Regions from separate parts of the Homo sapiens genome. Here region 2 is linked to region 1. A link is a loop called in an ENCODE intact Hi-C map of the cell type or tissue named here. Cell type or tissue: A673. All regions are shown on one strand.

What was found. A loop is a pair of places that touch in the nucleus more often than their neighbours do. Peaks named below come from ENCODE experiments on the same cell type or tissue, not always from the same donor. Only the 100,000 strongest peaks of a DNase experiment are listed, where the experiment ranks them.
Region 2: a loop joins it to region 1, with 4 times the contacts of the local background. A loop is called at or near these places in 2 of 110 quality-filtered maps.

What each region holds. Positions count from the first base shown.
Region 1 is chr4:107,033,914-107,041,913 of GRCh38, reverse strand. DKK2 (dickkopf Wnt signaling pathway inhibitor 2) reads left to right here and starts at 5,601. Exons shown (of 4, transcript NM_014421.3): 1 at 5,601-6,544. The coding sequence starts at 6,323. In A673, CTCF peaks have their summits at 4,608 (motif pointing left) and 7,475 (motif pointing right); DNase peaks (open chromatin) are centred at 4,563, 5,563, 6,053, 7,463 and 3 weaker places; H3K4me3 peaks cover 3,996 bases; H3K27ac peaks cover 4,046 bases.
Region 2 is chr4:107,387,394-107,395,393 of GRCh38, reverse strand. No RefSeq gene overlaps it. Among named protein-coding and RNA genes, the nearest start is that of PAPSS1, 330 kb to the left of the region's middle. In A673, no CTCF peak of the experiment used is centred here; DNase peaks (open chromatin) are centred at 2,223 and 3,973; H3K27ac peaks cover 5,575 bases.

The DNA.
Region 1 (8,000 bases):
CACATGTAAGGCATTCAATAAATCTGACTATTATTATTACTTTTATTATTGCTGTATATTCTAAGCCAGTTACCTATAAAATTCCTTAAGCTGACTGCAGCATAGTGTCTTGACTTTCTTATATCCCAAACTATTTTTGAGCCTAGGTATTATGATTTATACCTAGAGCATCAAAAAGTAGGATCTATTACAAATGAATCTTCCAAAGATAAACTAAGCACATTTTTCATTTTCTGTTACCAAGCCCAGTTATGTTTCAAAGACAGATTTTTGAGTTGCCTCTTGAGAATCTATGTCTTTATTATTTGCAAGTAGTTTTTCCATTATTTTTAGTCTGCACCACAGTTTATTTTATGTGTGGTAAGAGTATAGTTAAAGTTTTGCCATATTCATTAATCATAGGTTCAGATAATTGATCAGGAATAAACACATTGTACAATGAATGGATTAGCTACCCTGCCTTTTCATTTTTAATGTTCCCTACTTTAAATGACCAAATCATTTCTGACTAAATAAATTGCCATATTTTTAATAGTTTCCCCATTTGAGTAATGTTCATTTTGGAAATTGTCTGTAATACTAACAGGGTAGAAATCAATCCATCATGTATTTGGTGGGTTGACGGCTCACAGAGTATTTTGTCCAATAAAACAATAACAAAAACAGGCACTTAAAATTTATCTTTGATCCAAGAGCTGGACACCTCTCCTCTGAAATATTATAAAAATTAGCACAGTTCTCAACTTACTTTGAGACCACTGCAGAACCCTAGAGACCCGAAAGGAACAGAGTCTGAAAATCACTGGTCCAGATTATCTAAATGTTGTTTGTTTTGTTGCTCATCAAGATGAGATTCCTTGGAATTGAACCTCACTCAAGAATTAAACATATGATTCTTTCACTGCCAAGTATTACTTGGTACTTTAGTACTGATTCAAAAGCTGAATCTTGAAAAAACCTGCCAGAACTCAGCAGTGAGAACTTACCAAAAAGGATATGCATTGTACAGAACTAACAAAAATTTTATATCGTAAAGGAAAATGTTTCTTATTAAACATTTGATGACTTTTTCTAATTCCACCTCCATCTATGGTCACATATATGCACAAGGCTCAGCAGAAGTTTTTATCTGCCTGAGTTTCAGATTATGTTATTTGCATTTTTTTTATTGTTTGGGTTCAGGCTCAAGGGGTAATATCTGTTCAGTAATCCTCTTTCATTTAAGTGGCAGGTGAAGTATGGATAAGATGACTAACTCGTTAAGGTTCGAAAAAGAAGCCGTTGGCTGAGCAATTGTTTCAGATTGATTTACTGTGAAATCTTCTGACCCATTTCACTTGTGCATGTTTTTGTAAGCATAGCTAGTGAATCAAATGTAGGTGATGAGATCTTTTTTATTAGCTGGTCCTGTTGTCCATGAGACCTTATCAAGATAGCATCAACAACTGAAACTAATGCAGGGATCAAATAGGAGATGCAATTTTTTCATATCTGGTATGAAAATTATTCCCATCAAGAAACACAAAAAATTTTCACAATATCAATGCAAGCTTACATTTGTTACCAGGTATTTAGAATTAATTTGCAGCAACACATAAGACTGTTGTTCTTAGGCAGAGGAGAAACATAAAACTCTCAAAGTATGAGTATTACTAGGCTACAGAGCCAGGTAGCTTGGTTTACTATGGAGAGGGAAAACCCATATAACCTTATTTTTCAGATCCTTAACATCCATCAAGTTTCAACCATACATTAAAGATTTTCATGTCTATTCTGTGTGTGCAAGATGCTTTGCGGTCCTGTGGGACCTACCAAAGACAATCTTACTTCCCAGGTTTGCTATTCTGTTCTTATTGACCTAACATGACCATCACTAGGGTCATTTCTTTGGGTTCAACGACAAATGTAGAAGTATTGTCTCTATGTACACCATTAAAATGTGCATTTAATTCTGAAGGAAAAAAAGAACTCTGGGGGACATATCTGATCACTTATATTCCCATAGTCACATGAATTCAAGCCAGCTTGGCTTGAATTCAAGTTGCAGCTATCCTGTGACAGATTGAACTCTGAGACTGGCATAATTCAGCAGTGGATGAGAATAAAGGCTCACAGCAGCAACTTCTGAGAGGGGCTAGGAGCAGATTTTAGTATATTAAGGTGTCTACAGAGCTCCAAGCCCCTTTAGAGGCAAGACCCCCATTCATTCACCTCTGTGTCCTCAGGGCCCCATACTTGCTTCACGTACGGGGAATGCATGAACAACTGCTAAAAAGGCTATTGTAGGAAATATTCACTAATGCAGGGAGAGAGGTAATGGGATGAAAATTAGTAAGCTTCAGTAAACAAGACTAAGGTAACAAGTTATATACTTAACTTACCTTTGGGATTAAGTATTCAGAAGGAATCCAGGATCCAGAAACAACTGCTGAGAAAGTAGTGGCTTTTCTATGGAACCAAAATGGCCCCACAGCTAGAGGAGCAAAGATAAGAGGGAATGTATGGCCAAAGGAAAAAATGTCCATTAAGGCACTTTCTTCTGGACAGGAAGGTTGTACATCCTGCTTTTGTACAGTCTTGTTTTTAAATATCTACTCTCTAATTATATTATTGCAAATGGCATAAAAATCTACTTTCCCAAGTAAAATATGAAGCTTTTGTCTTTACACTTAGGAAAACACACACAGGAAAAACACATATGGGGCCATGACAGTAATCCACAGGATTATGTTTATTTACAGTTAGTTGATTTTGTGTGTGCATATCTACTTGTCAACATATGGGTCATGTATGTTTGTTTCTGTCTGTCAAAAAAAATTTACACAAAGCATTTGGGTCATGAATGAAATTAGTTTTTGACTGCTTTTTAGCCTAAGGCGTAATTGTGTATGTTTTAGCTTTTGATTCTATATGTCTGATTTTGTTCTATATGGAAGAATGTTTGTGTAAGTAGATTTTATGTCGACTTTTAATTTAACTGTATTTGTAAAAAATTGCTTTTGGAACTTGCGGGGTTTGAATAAGCCTCTGAGATAATGTGTTTAGGATGGTACTCAGAGCTGAGAGTAAATGTGTTGTGCTTGATATATGTTTTCTGTTTAGCAGTACATGTGAGTAAAGTTAGGCCTGTGTATGTGGGATATTATTTTATTTAGAGGTAAAGAAAGAAGGAAGTGACAGAAATAGGCAAAGCATCTTCACATTTTCTCATGGTTCATTTGGGTTTGTTCTTCAACATATGGTCAAAGTCTACACCCTTCCAAGTGAATGTAGAGTGATCTGTTGCCTACATGTTTAGCTTCTATCTTTTCCTTTTGCTCTAAGCTACTTTTCAAAAATATTTAAACCAGTATACTCCTAACTTAAGTTTCTCAATTTCTGTCATGCTTTCTGATTGGCAAATCAGAATGAAGGCAAAAGATATACTCTTCTGTAAAGTCTAAGCTTGGAATCGTTAAGTACTTATTTATAGAGTAACGACCCATTTCCTTGCCTTTTATTAGTGCCTAGAATGCCTCACTTAACTTTATAAACTTACAAATTTATTACTGGGCATATATAGATGTTAAATGTTCTTACTACAATCATGTTATATGTATAAATACATATATATATTATACATGTATATAAAGTCACACACATATAAAATTTATATCTATATAGCATGAGATCTACCTTCTCAATAAGTTTTTAAAAATACAATGCATTATTGTTGGCTATAGGTACAATACCATATGACAAATCTCTAGAGTTTATTCATCTTAGTTAACTGAAACTTTATGATCATTGATATAGTAACTCCCCATTCTCCTCTCCTTCCAATTCCTGGTAACCATCATTCCAACCTTTGATTCTATGCATTTAACTATTTTAGGTACCTCCTATAAGTGGATTTGTCTTTCTGTGATTGGTCGAGTTCACTTAGTATGATGTCCTTCAGGGGTCACCCATATTGTTATTCCTGGCATATTTTTAAAAAGTGGAAAAAAAACCCCACACACTAAAATGTGAAAAATCTCTACCTTAAAGAAAGGAAATTCAAAAGATAAGAACACATGCCAGAGGGTGCATATTTTAATCCCCGTTTCCTTGTGTATTAAAAAAAAAATCTGAAAATGAAGAATTTCAGGGCAGACAGACTCATAGGTCAGGACTGAGAAATTTGCAAAACTGGAGCTGTCTGGGAGAAAATAGCTCTAAATCCACACTTTAGAACTCTGCGTTGTTTTGGGGGAAAATAAGAGTCACCAACGTTCTCACTTAGCGACAAGTTTAATTCGTACTCATGGACATGCGCCAGGATCAGGTGTGAAAGCTGTGAAATCTAGGTCCAAAAATTCTGAAGAGGATGCTGCTTGTATCCTCCCCTGGCGGCTAGCTGCCTTCTAACTTCAAGTTGTGGCTCAATGCTTGGATTTCTCTGCTCCTGGACATTAGTGTCTGCGAAGCAGAAATGCAATAACTTTCGAACAATCCCTTGCTTTGCTTGGAAAGTCTCGCACTTGGCCACCAGACATCACCGAACTCAGCGCTTGTCTCCTGCAGCAATTCCGTGGCTCGCTGAACGGCTGCCACTGGCGCCCCCAAGCGCCAGCGCGTCCCAGTCGTTCCCGGAGCAGCCTTCGACCTTCGGCCGAAGGGAATTGGACCTGGAGAGACCCGGGGGCTGACAGGAATGGCTTCTCTTGTAATTCACTGGGGCTAGAAGGCAGGAAGCCAAGGAAGACAGGATCTCAAAGGCTCCCTGCCCCCGTTCATTCCTATCTGGGATTTCCTATTCGCAAAAAGAGCAGTTGCCTGGCATGGTAAAGATGCTCATTCGAGCTGTGAGGTCCAAACCCTTGGAGCGTACCCAGAGCATCCCCTTCTTCCCAGTCCCTCAGAGACATAGACATATTCTACGAGTGCGGCGGGGCCCGGGGTTCCGAAGGAGGAGACTAAAAAGACCCAAATCGAACAGGCTCATCTTTTCCCCTCTTTGGTCTGCCCCTTTCCTTCCAGACCCTCTATCCGGATCATTGGCCACCCCCTGGCGCACCTATGTGGCTCCAGCTTCACACACTCCCTGGGAGGCACAGTCTAAAACCAAACGTGAGCTCACAAAGAACACAATACTAATGAGCAGATGCGCAGATGCTCACTTCTCTAAAGCTTCCATAGGGCTTTTCCAGCTCTCCTCGCGGAGTCAGGGGCTGAAGATGGGTGGGAAGATCTAAGAAAGGGTGGCAGCGATCAAGTGGTGTCAGCTTGCCCCACTCCGTTTCCACCTTTGGTCTCTGCCAGTTTCCAAAGACCCCTCCAACCGCTGGAGTTGTTGTCAGGAATTAGGAGCCCCTATGTTCCATTCACCTCATGGAAAAGCTAGATCCCCCTTTTCCAGTAGTTGTGGGTGGAGACAGAGCGGGAGGATGAGGAGGAGGAAAAGCTGGAGTGAAAGCCGCAGAAGCAGAAGCAGCACGCAGAGAGGAGGGGGGCGGAAGCGGTGGGGAGTGAGAGAAAAATTTTCACTCTTTGTCACTCTTGAATTGGGGGCGGAGGTAAAAAAAAAAAAAAAGTCCTCACTGTGGGAAGCTATAAAAAGCAAAGAGGACTGGGGAGAGAGCAGAGAGAGAGAAAGCGGGAGCCCGCGGCGAGCGTAGCGCAAGTCCGCTCCCTAGGCATCGCTGCGCTGGCAGCGATTCGCTGTCTCTTGTGAGTCAGGGGACAACGCTTCGGGGCAACTGTGAGTGCGCGTGTGGGGGACCTCGATTCTCTTCAGATCTCGAGGATTCGGTCCGGGGACGTCTCCTGATCCCCTACTAAAGCGCCTGCTAACTTTGAAAAGGAGCACTGTGTCCTGCAAAGTTTGACACATAAAGGATAGGAAAAGAGAGGAGAGAAAAGCAACTGAGTTGAAGGAGAAGGAGCTGATGCGGGCCTCCTGATCAATTAAGAGGAGAGTTAAACCGCCGAGATCCCGGCGGGACCAAGGAGGTGCGGGGCAAGAAGGAACGGAAGCGGTGCGATCCACAGGGCTGGGTTTTCTTGCACCTTGGGTCACGCCTCCTTGGCGAGAAAGCGCCTCGCATTTGATTGCTTCCAGTTATTGCAGAACTTCCTGTCCTGGTGGAGAAGCGGGTCTCGCTTGGGTTCCGCTAATTTCTGTCCTGAGGCGTGAGACTGAGTTCATAGGGTCCTGGGTCCCCGAACCAGGAAGGGTTGAGGGAACACAATCTGCAAGCCCCCGCGACCCAAGTGAGGGGCCCCGTGTTGGGGTCCTCCCTCCCTTTGCATTCCCACCCCTCCGGGCTTTGCGTCTTCCTGGGGACCCCCTCGCCGGGAGATGGCCGCGTTGATGCGGAGCAAGGATTCGTCCTGCTGCCTGCTCCTACTGGCCGCGGTGCTGATGGTGGAGAGCTCACAGATCGGCAGTTCGCGGGCCAAACTCAACTCCATCAAGTCCTCTCTGGGCGGGGAGACGCCTGGTCAGGCCGCCAATCGATCTGCGGGCATGTACCAAGGACTGGCATTCGGCGGCAGTAAGAAGGGCAAAAACCTGGGGCAGGTAGGAAAACCCCCAAACACATTCTTCAGACAGAAGAGGCAGGGGCCAGCTCTCTTGGGCTAGCGGTTTGCCATTGCATCTTGCAACATTCGGAGCGTGGCCCCAGATACAGAGAACAGGCGGCTGGGGAGGGATTCACCGAACAGGGTCTGCGTGGGCGGGGGGTGTCTGGGTGGCTGCTGGTCCTGCACTGCACGGAGTCAAAGGGTTAGGATTCTGTCTCGCCTTTGCTCTGGGGCGTGGGCACATATCAAGATCTAGTGCTTTCCTGTGGAGAAAGTGGTCAGGATGGTCCTTCCATTTAACACTGTGATGCAACTGATGAAGATGTTAATAGCATTTAACCTATAGCACCTAATAACGTGCCAGGCACAGTTCTAAGCGTTTTACATATTCACTCATTTAATCTTCACAACTCTGTGAGCTAGATGCTGTTGCTTTCCCATTCTGCTAATGAAGTAATTGAGGCACGGATTGATTAACGATTTGCCCAAGGCACACAGCTAGTATAAGTGGCAGAGAGGGATTTCAGTCTAGACATTGAGATACTGGGCGTTTAACCATTATATTTTACAATCTGGAGGGGACATTACTCCTTTTCAGGGTCTCCTTCCCTTCCAACCACTTACTCTCTTCAAAGAAGTAAGGTCACAGACAAAACAACTCCAGTAGACGCGCATTTCTCACTCACGCAGAATTGTACATAAATCACCCGGAAGGAAGCAAAATGATGAGATGACAATGACAGCGTCGTAGGCGCCAGCGATACAGCAGGACACTGAAGGCGTTTTTGAGAGAGGGAACTTTCCGCAGGCGCCTCTGTCTCTGTCATACAGACAGATAGATTGAAAGCCACTTGCAAACTGTTATACAAATAGACACGCACAGAGACGAGCGCGCACACTCGGTACCAGTTGTGGCTGGCGCGCTGTGGCCAGGAGAGGGGGCTCTGTGGGCACTGGGAATCATGACAGCTCCCCCTTCCGCTCCTTTTGTGGGAAGCCAAAACTGAGAAAGCCATTTTACCAATGGCACACGCACCTCGCACAACACAAGTGTCAACCCCTGGCAGCGGCCCACGCCCCAGAGATCCGAGTTTCCTTGGAACCGACTGATGCTGCTGTTTTGCGCGCTCTCGGTGTCCTCCGCCGCCCCTGTCCACAGCGCAGCCAGCCGGCTGAAGGTTGGTTGAGAGGGCCGAGCCATTCTGGGATGGACAGAGAGACAAGACCCGGGCTTGGCCCCCTACTGCCCTCTCACGGGGACAATTTTGCAGTTTTGCTAGTTTTGCAGTTCCAGAACTCTTCCCAGAGCTTTGAAGTGTGAACCGTTTCAGCTATCCTTTCAAGGGATTACAAAATCAGCAATCAGATTTTTTTTAAGGTCTCAGGAAAAATAAGAAAGTACATATACGTTCAGGCAAACATAACCGTTGCACATCCTCACACACGTGCAC
Region 2 (8,000 bases), 350 kb before region 1:
CAAACCATCAGAAATGGAATCCTTGGAGGACCAAGGTCTTGTACCTCCTATGCCTAAAGCTTTCTATTAGGTGTTTAATGTATATATAAATATATAGCAGGGTAAAATGGGACTTTCTTTCTTTTTTTTTTTTTAATTGAGATAGGGTCTCGCTCTGTCACCCAGGGTGGAGTGCAGTGATGCAAACTCAGCTCACTGCAACCTCTGCCTCACAGGCTCAAGCGATACTCTCACCCCAGCCTCTCAAGTAACTAGGACCACAGGTGTGCCCCACCACACCCAGCTAATTTTTTGTATTTTTGGTGGAGAAGGGGTTTTGCCATGTTGCTCAGGCTGGTCTTGAACTCCTGAGCTCTAACGATCCACCCACCTCAGCCTCCCAAAGTGCTGGAATTACAGGCATGAGCCACCAAACCCAGCCATAGATGGGACTTTTTTGTTGTCTTGGAAGTTCATCTGAAGTTCTGACCTGAGGACAGTATTTGATGACTACCCCCACATTTTAGAAAAAGCTTCTGAACCATACTCATGTATGTACAAATGTTAGCTCATCATCCATTTCCATGCTATGTAAAAAAAAGACTAGAAATTGATCAGTGACAAAGGAATATAATTTAATATATTTTAAATTACATATATTATTCTGTTCATGTATATTATTGATATGTATCTATGTATTGATATATATTCTATTCATATATGTTGTGTATATATATTATTCTATTCATATGTATTAACCAATTATATATGTATATAGTTGACCCTTGAACAACATGGATTTGAACTACACAGATTCACTTATATGCAGATTTTCCTCCACCTCTGCTACCCCTAAAACAGCAAGACCAACCCCTCCTCTTCCTCCTCCTCAGCCTACTCAATGTGAAGATGACAAGGATGAAGGCCTTTATGATGATCCACTTGCATTTAATGGATAGTAAATCTATTTTCTCTTTCTTATGCTTTTCTTAAAAATATGTTCTCTATTGTTAAGAATATAGTATTTAATACATATACAAAATATGTGTCAATTGACTGTTAATGTTATTGATAAGACTTCCCGTCAACTGTAGGCTATTAGTAGTTAAATTTCCGAGGAGTCAAACTTCTATGTGGAATTTTATTTGTGTGAGGGGTCAGCACTGTTAACCTTCATGTTATTTAAGAGTAAACTATCCCTGTGTGTGTGTATGTGTATGTGTGTGTGTGTGTGTGTGTTGTCAGAGCTGAGATTGAGACTGATTTACTTCTCCTGAATCTGGACTTTTCACCACTGCTCTGTATTGCTTCCTTTGTCTGAAGTGCCTCTACAGAGAGCAATCAAAAATGGTAGTGCAGAAAAATAAAACTGTTTTCTGACTGCACCCCATTGAGTTCAGCCCATTTAACTGAATTTTTAGGTATGCATGAGAATGTGATGTCAGTGATAACTGACAAGGATCAGTGATAACCATAAAACTGGAGATAAAATAATCATGGTTCTGGAAATATAGATCTGGTATAATACCAAAAAACTAAGAGAACAAATGAATTTCTTAAGGAGTGGATACAAGATGTTCAAGTCTGAATCTGTTGATATATTTGCTGTTAATCAGCATGAATCGCTATAGAATGGGGAGAAGTAATGGCAATGGGCATGCTGTAAGAACAAAGAGCTCTGAGAAGAAAAGGAAAGTTGAAGAACATCCTTGGAACCAAGGCTTACTAGAAGAGGCATCAATTTCATTAAGAAAAAAAAAGGATGCTAGTGCAAGTAATCATGAATAGGCTTTTGTGAGTTCTTTTCCATTTTTTTTAAAGGACACAGATTTTGTCTTGTTAAAATCAATTTCCTGACCATAGAATTTGAGTTTCTTTAATTTCAAGGGCAAAATGATAGTCAAGTTCAAATAAAATAATGTTTTCTTTCAGGCTGTATCTAGACTAAGCCGGACATTTGGCTAGACCTTATCTGAACCACATCCAGCAATGGCAAATAACCCTGGTATATGTGGTGCTGTCTTGTTTTATTACAAATAACTTGCCTTTTATGGCTCATAATTGTGGGCTTCTCCAAAGAAGCAAAAGGGTATCTGAGGCTTTTCCTGATAGGGATAAACATAATTGAAAATAAATCAAGACCTTCCTTTTCCCCAGTGAAATGAGTCCAGTGTTGCAAGTCTGGGTCAGAAACTAGGTTTATGACAGGGTGTCCCAGATGTCTCTGCAGCTTCCTCCTTGCATCAGATGCCAGCATCCAGTGACTCGATCCAGATGGTTGCTGATCTGTGCAGCAGATCCTCCCACTGTGTCTCTTCCTGGGTAGCCATTGCTTGGGTTGTACTGTGGCTTTCTGAGCTCACGTGCCACATCCTCACAGACTAGGGAGGGAAAGAAAGGTCAGGTTGCTACCTTATAAAAGTGGGACTGCCACAACTTGAGATTAGATCCATGGAATAAATGTACTGGATTGTTGAGAGCATAAAATGACAAACTAGAGCAAATAAGCACTGATGAAGCACATTTCTCCTACTTTTTTGTTGGTTTGTTTGTTCTGTGCTTATTCCTCAAATGTCAGGTTCACTTTGTTCACTTTCACTTTGAAGGAGCTGGCCTCCTTTCTGGGTGATTTCAAGGCAATAGCTTTTAAGCTTTTTTATTTTTGTTTCTTTGTTTTGTTTTTTAAACTGCAGATGCGGTCAAAAAGGTTTTGCTTTATTACTTTGTTATTCTCTATTTGGAACAAGAAATATAAACTTTTCCAATACTTTTTATAAGTATTTATTTTAAACACGTAGACTCACTGTGAAGGTATCCCTTTCCCATAGCACACCACCACCACTGAGAGGAGCCTGCAGTAGAAAATGAGAATGGCAGAAGGCAGGCTATATCTTTCCCTAATTAGCTTAGAATGGTCCTAATTTAGAGGAACAAAGTCCACACCCTGAAACCTAATGAATTTAGCTTCACAGTGAGCTTCTCGTGGCTTTAGAGTCTTTAGTTCACTATATTGTTATGATAAGGCAAGCTATCATATGTGATGAGTGCTTATCTTGTACCATATTAAAGAACATTGTCTAAAGAAATCATGAACTTAATGCTTCTAGTGCCTGAGTTGCTTGCTCATCTTTTACATTTTCCTAGATATCCCCAAGAAAGTTTTTTCTTACATGCACTACTTCAAGTACCTTACTGGAGTAGTCTAAAAGAGGTACCCGAAGAGGAGTCCAAATTAGCCAGGCCTAATTATAGAGCTCTAAAAGGTATTGTAAATAAATAGGTCAATTTAGTGAATTTTCTATAAGAACTCTACTTGTCCTTTGATTCTCAGTGTTTGAACAAATTCATGTTTTCCTGCATAGAGACAAAAATCCATGCACAGATTGGTAAGTCCCAAGTTCTGATCAATTATTCAGGGTTCTGTCTGCATATCTCTTCGAAACGCTACCTTCTTAACTAGAATCCTAAAGGAGGATCATGAGGAACACACAAAAGAGATGTTGAACATTCTTTGAAAAAGCTTAACTTTTTATAATGATTTAAGTGAAAACAAATCAGAGACACATGGATTACATTTGCCTTGGAATACACATGGGTTTGAAGAACTAAGAGAAAAAAGGCTTGGCACGTTGTGGTTGGGTATTACTGATTGCAAAACATTTGGGGAAAATATTTAGGGTTTTTTTTTTTTTTTTTTTTTTGACAATCACCAAAAGTGACCAAGCTAACTCATTTGCTCCCACCTCCTTTGCCTGTAGGATTGGCCTAAAGTTGGGAGGCATTTGAGGTGAGAGAATACAGGAGACTCTGTATTTCTTTGTCAATAAATGAGCCTTGCCCTGTCTTTTTATTCCCCCATCTTTACCTCTCTTCCACCACATAAGGGAATGAATAATTACTTACTTTGAAAAGTGAAATAGTTCTGGGACAGTGTGTCTTAGAGTTAAGTAAATTCACATTGTATTGACCTCTATAGATCCCTGGGGGTGGAGGAGGGAGGGGCGATAAATCCTTATAGAGCCTGGTGGACTGAATAGCTTAATAGAATCAGTTGTCTTTTAGTTGTATTATGTGGTTGTTAGCTGCATTGTGCCTTGCTGCCAACTCTTCCTTCCTTCCTTCCTTCCTTCCTTCCTTCCTTCCTTCCTTCCATTTCTTCCTTCCTCCCTCCCTCCCTCCTTCCCTCCCTCCCTCTCCCGTCTTCCACAAATACCTATTGAGCACCTATTATGTACAAGGTACCATGCTGAGTACTGCCAGGAGCTGAAGATTTGATCTTTAGGTATTTCTCAGTGGTGACAAGCTTAGTATAAACATGTGTTAGGTAAGCACTAGGTTGGGTGTTTTGAGGTTTCATTTCTTTTAGTATTTGCATATGATAATGGATGATCTATTATTTGCTGTCTTGGTATTCATCAAATCTTCATTTATGTGGTGTTTCGGCCAGATAAACCTCTTTGATAGACATATTCTATAGTAGAAGAAACTAATTTATTCTTAAATAGGTGGTCTAATTCTATGTACTTCAATAGTGTTCTAAATGTGGATCTGAAGGCAGCAAGCCATCCCACGGTATTGTCACAAAGGATATTATGGCCTAACATCTTAAAGCTTAGCATTTTAAACTCTACTGCAGTAACCCCTCATCCTCCCATTCCTCATTACCAAGGTCATGGGAATTATAACTTTAAAAAAGTAAGAGCAAAAACAAGCTAAAGAAATAAGAGATGATACATAGCTTATAATAAGAAAGACAATTGTAAGCAGCCTATTATCCCAAATTAAGATCAGGTAGATTTGTCATTACAAAGCAGATAAGTCTACTTTTCTGCCCTCAAGTACTGCATACACAGAATTTAGAAACAAAGGCTCCTGGAAGTGTAGAGTCAATTTTTTAGGTATTTTGCAGGGGATCTTATGATTCTCTAAATTTATTAGGCCTGTAGAAATAGAATTCATACAGTTTTAAAGTCTGACCCACTGGGTTATGAGGGCTGGAAAATTGACCTTTATTTACTTAGTCTTAACAGTAAACATGATAGAATGAGCTGCTTACAGCTGGTTGGGGAGCAGGCAGGTAGTGAGGCTTTCCAGAACAAGAGAACATCAAGACCCTGTGAGAAAGTCAAAAAGAACTTCTCAAAGGACATGACTGTTCTACTATCTCTAGTGGTGTCTCTGTTCTTGCTTTTCTTTCTCCTCTTTCCAACAGATGGTCCCCATTGGACAAATATCTCTTTGCTTAATGGTCCAGTCAAATTTTGCAATAAGTGAAAGGTGCTGCCAAACATTTGAATGATGAGTTAGACACTTGAAAAATAATTTGCTTACCCTTTCCCTGTCTCAGAAGAACTTTGTTTTCATGACTTTGTAAGATGTTGGATGATGGCAAAGAAATTTTGTTTGCTTTTATGGTCTCTTCACATTTTAATTCATTAAAAGTCACCAACTAGATATAGAATCTATATTATGTGCTCCTCAAACTTTTAGTTAAGCCAAGATGAGTTGATTTTTAGTTCTATTTGAAAGTTTTTAAGGCTTTAAGGATTAAATTCAAATCTCAGTAGAAAATTCTATCTTGCACGTTTTTTGTAAAAAGCTGTGAGAAAACATAGCAACCATTCCTTGGCAGTATTTCATAGAATCAACTATATGTGACACTTTTCACTATTGCATCTTCTTCATCTACATACCATCCGTGGTCCAGTCTCTTTACAGCAAAAAAGAAAAGGAAAAGTAAAAGTTCATAAATAGTTATCTATTTATTGGCAAAATGTAAGACTTGTAAAAAAATGACTACAGAATTGATGAATTTTTCTAATGGTTCATCCAGAGTTTTAAGAAAACACAAAAATCACTGTTCGTTGTGATGTCCACTGAGGCTTATAACTATCACTTATTTGTAACAAACCATGCTTTTTTAAGGCCTATAATTTTCTCTCAGATAATGTTAGTAAAAACTCTTCAGAATATATACACGCTCTTTAAGTCTATTTCTGAGTTCTTATTCCAGTTAAACGGGTTTATCAGAAAACAGATGATGCATGCAAAACACCAAATATATGGGAAAAGCAATTAACATTCTTGAGGAAGATGATATGGACAATTTTAGGTAAAAAAATCTTGCTACAATCATTGAATACATAGGTGGTCAATAAATATTTGAGTTAATCCTAGATGTATGTGTCTGAATGTGTATTAGTTATCTATTGCTATATAGCAAATAACTCTGAAACCTAAGAGCTTAAAACAGCAAACACAGATTATCTCACTTTCTATGGGGCAGGAGTTGGGTGTGAAGGATCTGCGTGGATTTGGCTCAGTCTCTCGTCAGAGGAAGCTGTTAGCCTGAGCTACAGTCATGCTACCCTGAAGATTCAAATAGGGGAGGATCTGATTCCAAGCCCTGGCTGTTGGTCAGAAATGGTATTTTTTTTTAACCCTGTGGGTCTCTTCCTGGACTGCCTGAGTGTCCTTATGACATGGCAGTTGGCTCCCCTATGCAAATGAAATGAGAGAGAGTGAGAGAGAGAGCACAAGCACACACTTAAGATGAAAGCTGCAGTTTCTTATACCCTAATCTGAGAAGTGACAGGACCATCACTTTTGCTGTATGCTGTTGTTCATACAAAAAAACCCTGCTACGTGTGGGGAGAACTACACAAGGGTGTGAATCCCAGCAGGTGGGTCTGAGCTGGCATCCACAGTTTGTATGTGGGGTGAAAGTAGCAGGGTGTGCTTTTTCACTACAGACATGTGCTTGTCAATGTTTATTTTCTTTCCCAACTATCTATTTTCCAGGTCATTAATCCTTTACGAACATTATTTTTAAAACTCTTTTCTTCATTGGTGTTGGGAATAATGCTCAAAATCCTAAGGAGATTGAACACTCAAACAAAGGATTCTTAGCAAAGCAATTTTACTTCTGCACAGAGGGGTGCTTCTCCTTGCCCAGTCGCCATGAGAGCACACCTGAACAAAGAGGCACAAGAGCCTTTATTCCTGATGCAAGTCCTGCCCCTGTACCCTTTCCCCATTGGCTGTGGCCGGGTCACATAATCTGAACTAATCCCCGTTGGCTAGACATTTGAACTTTCTTTAGATAAGGTGGGCACGTAAGGGAGAGAGGGGAAAAGGGGAAGGGGTGTCTGCAATGAGCTAGAGAGCTAGTCTTCTTTCCAAAAAAGGAAAGGAATGTGAGCTGGTACTGATAAGCCTGGTACTGTGACGTCCCCGGGCATGTAGCAAAGGCAGAAAGGAGAAAAAGAGAAAAAGGAAAATGGGGTTGGGGGGGGGCACTATGTATTAAAGAATAAATGATCGATCAGGCTATTTGAAGAGAAACCGCACCATATCCCACAGCTTTCCCCTTCTTCTTTTTATAACTCTTTCTCTACAAATCTTTTTAGCATAATTTGGCTCCATTGTTCTACTTGGTCTTCTAGAAGGAAAAGCTCATTTGAATGAGGGGGAGGAGGATCATAAGAGGTTTTAGTGAGAGCTGTTTCAATAAGTCTTTGTATTAATCCTCAGGCACAGGGTATAATACAGCATCCTACAAGAATAAGCAACCCTATTCTGATGGCCAGAGAGATGAGGATTGAGGACATAAATCCCTTTCATCTACCGAACCAATTTCCCATTAAATTTGTGAAGGGATCTTTTAGTCCAGAATTTTTGGCTAGCTCCCTTGATAAGGCAGTAAGACCTTGTAATGCTTTAGTTATGGTCCCACCAGGAGCAGTATTATTAGGGATATAAGTACAGTATTGGGTCCCGATCATGACACAAACTCCACCCTCCTTTGCTAGTATCACGTTTAATGCTATTCTATTTTCCCAGGCCATTTGGCTGGTGGGTCCTAATTGTTCAGCTATCCCTTTAATAACATCTCTAGTATAATTAATAAATTGTTGTTGATTGTAGTAAATGTAATTTATCCAATTCACATTTTTATTTACAGTTAACCACCAGAAGAACGTAGATTCAAATCTGGCAGTTATTTGACTTTGGGCCTTAAA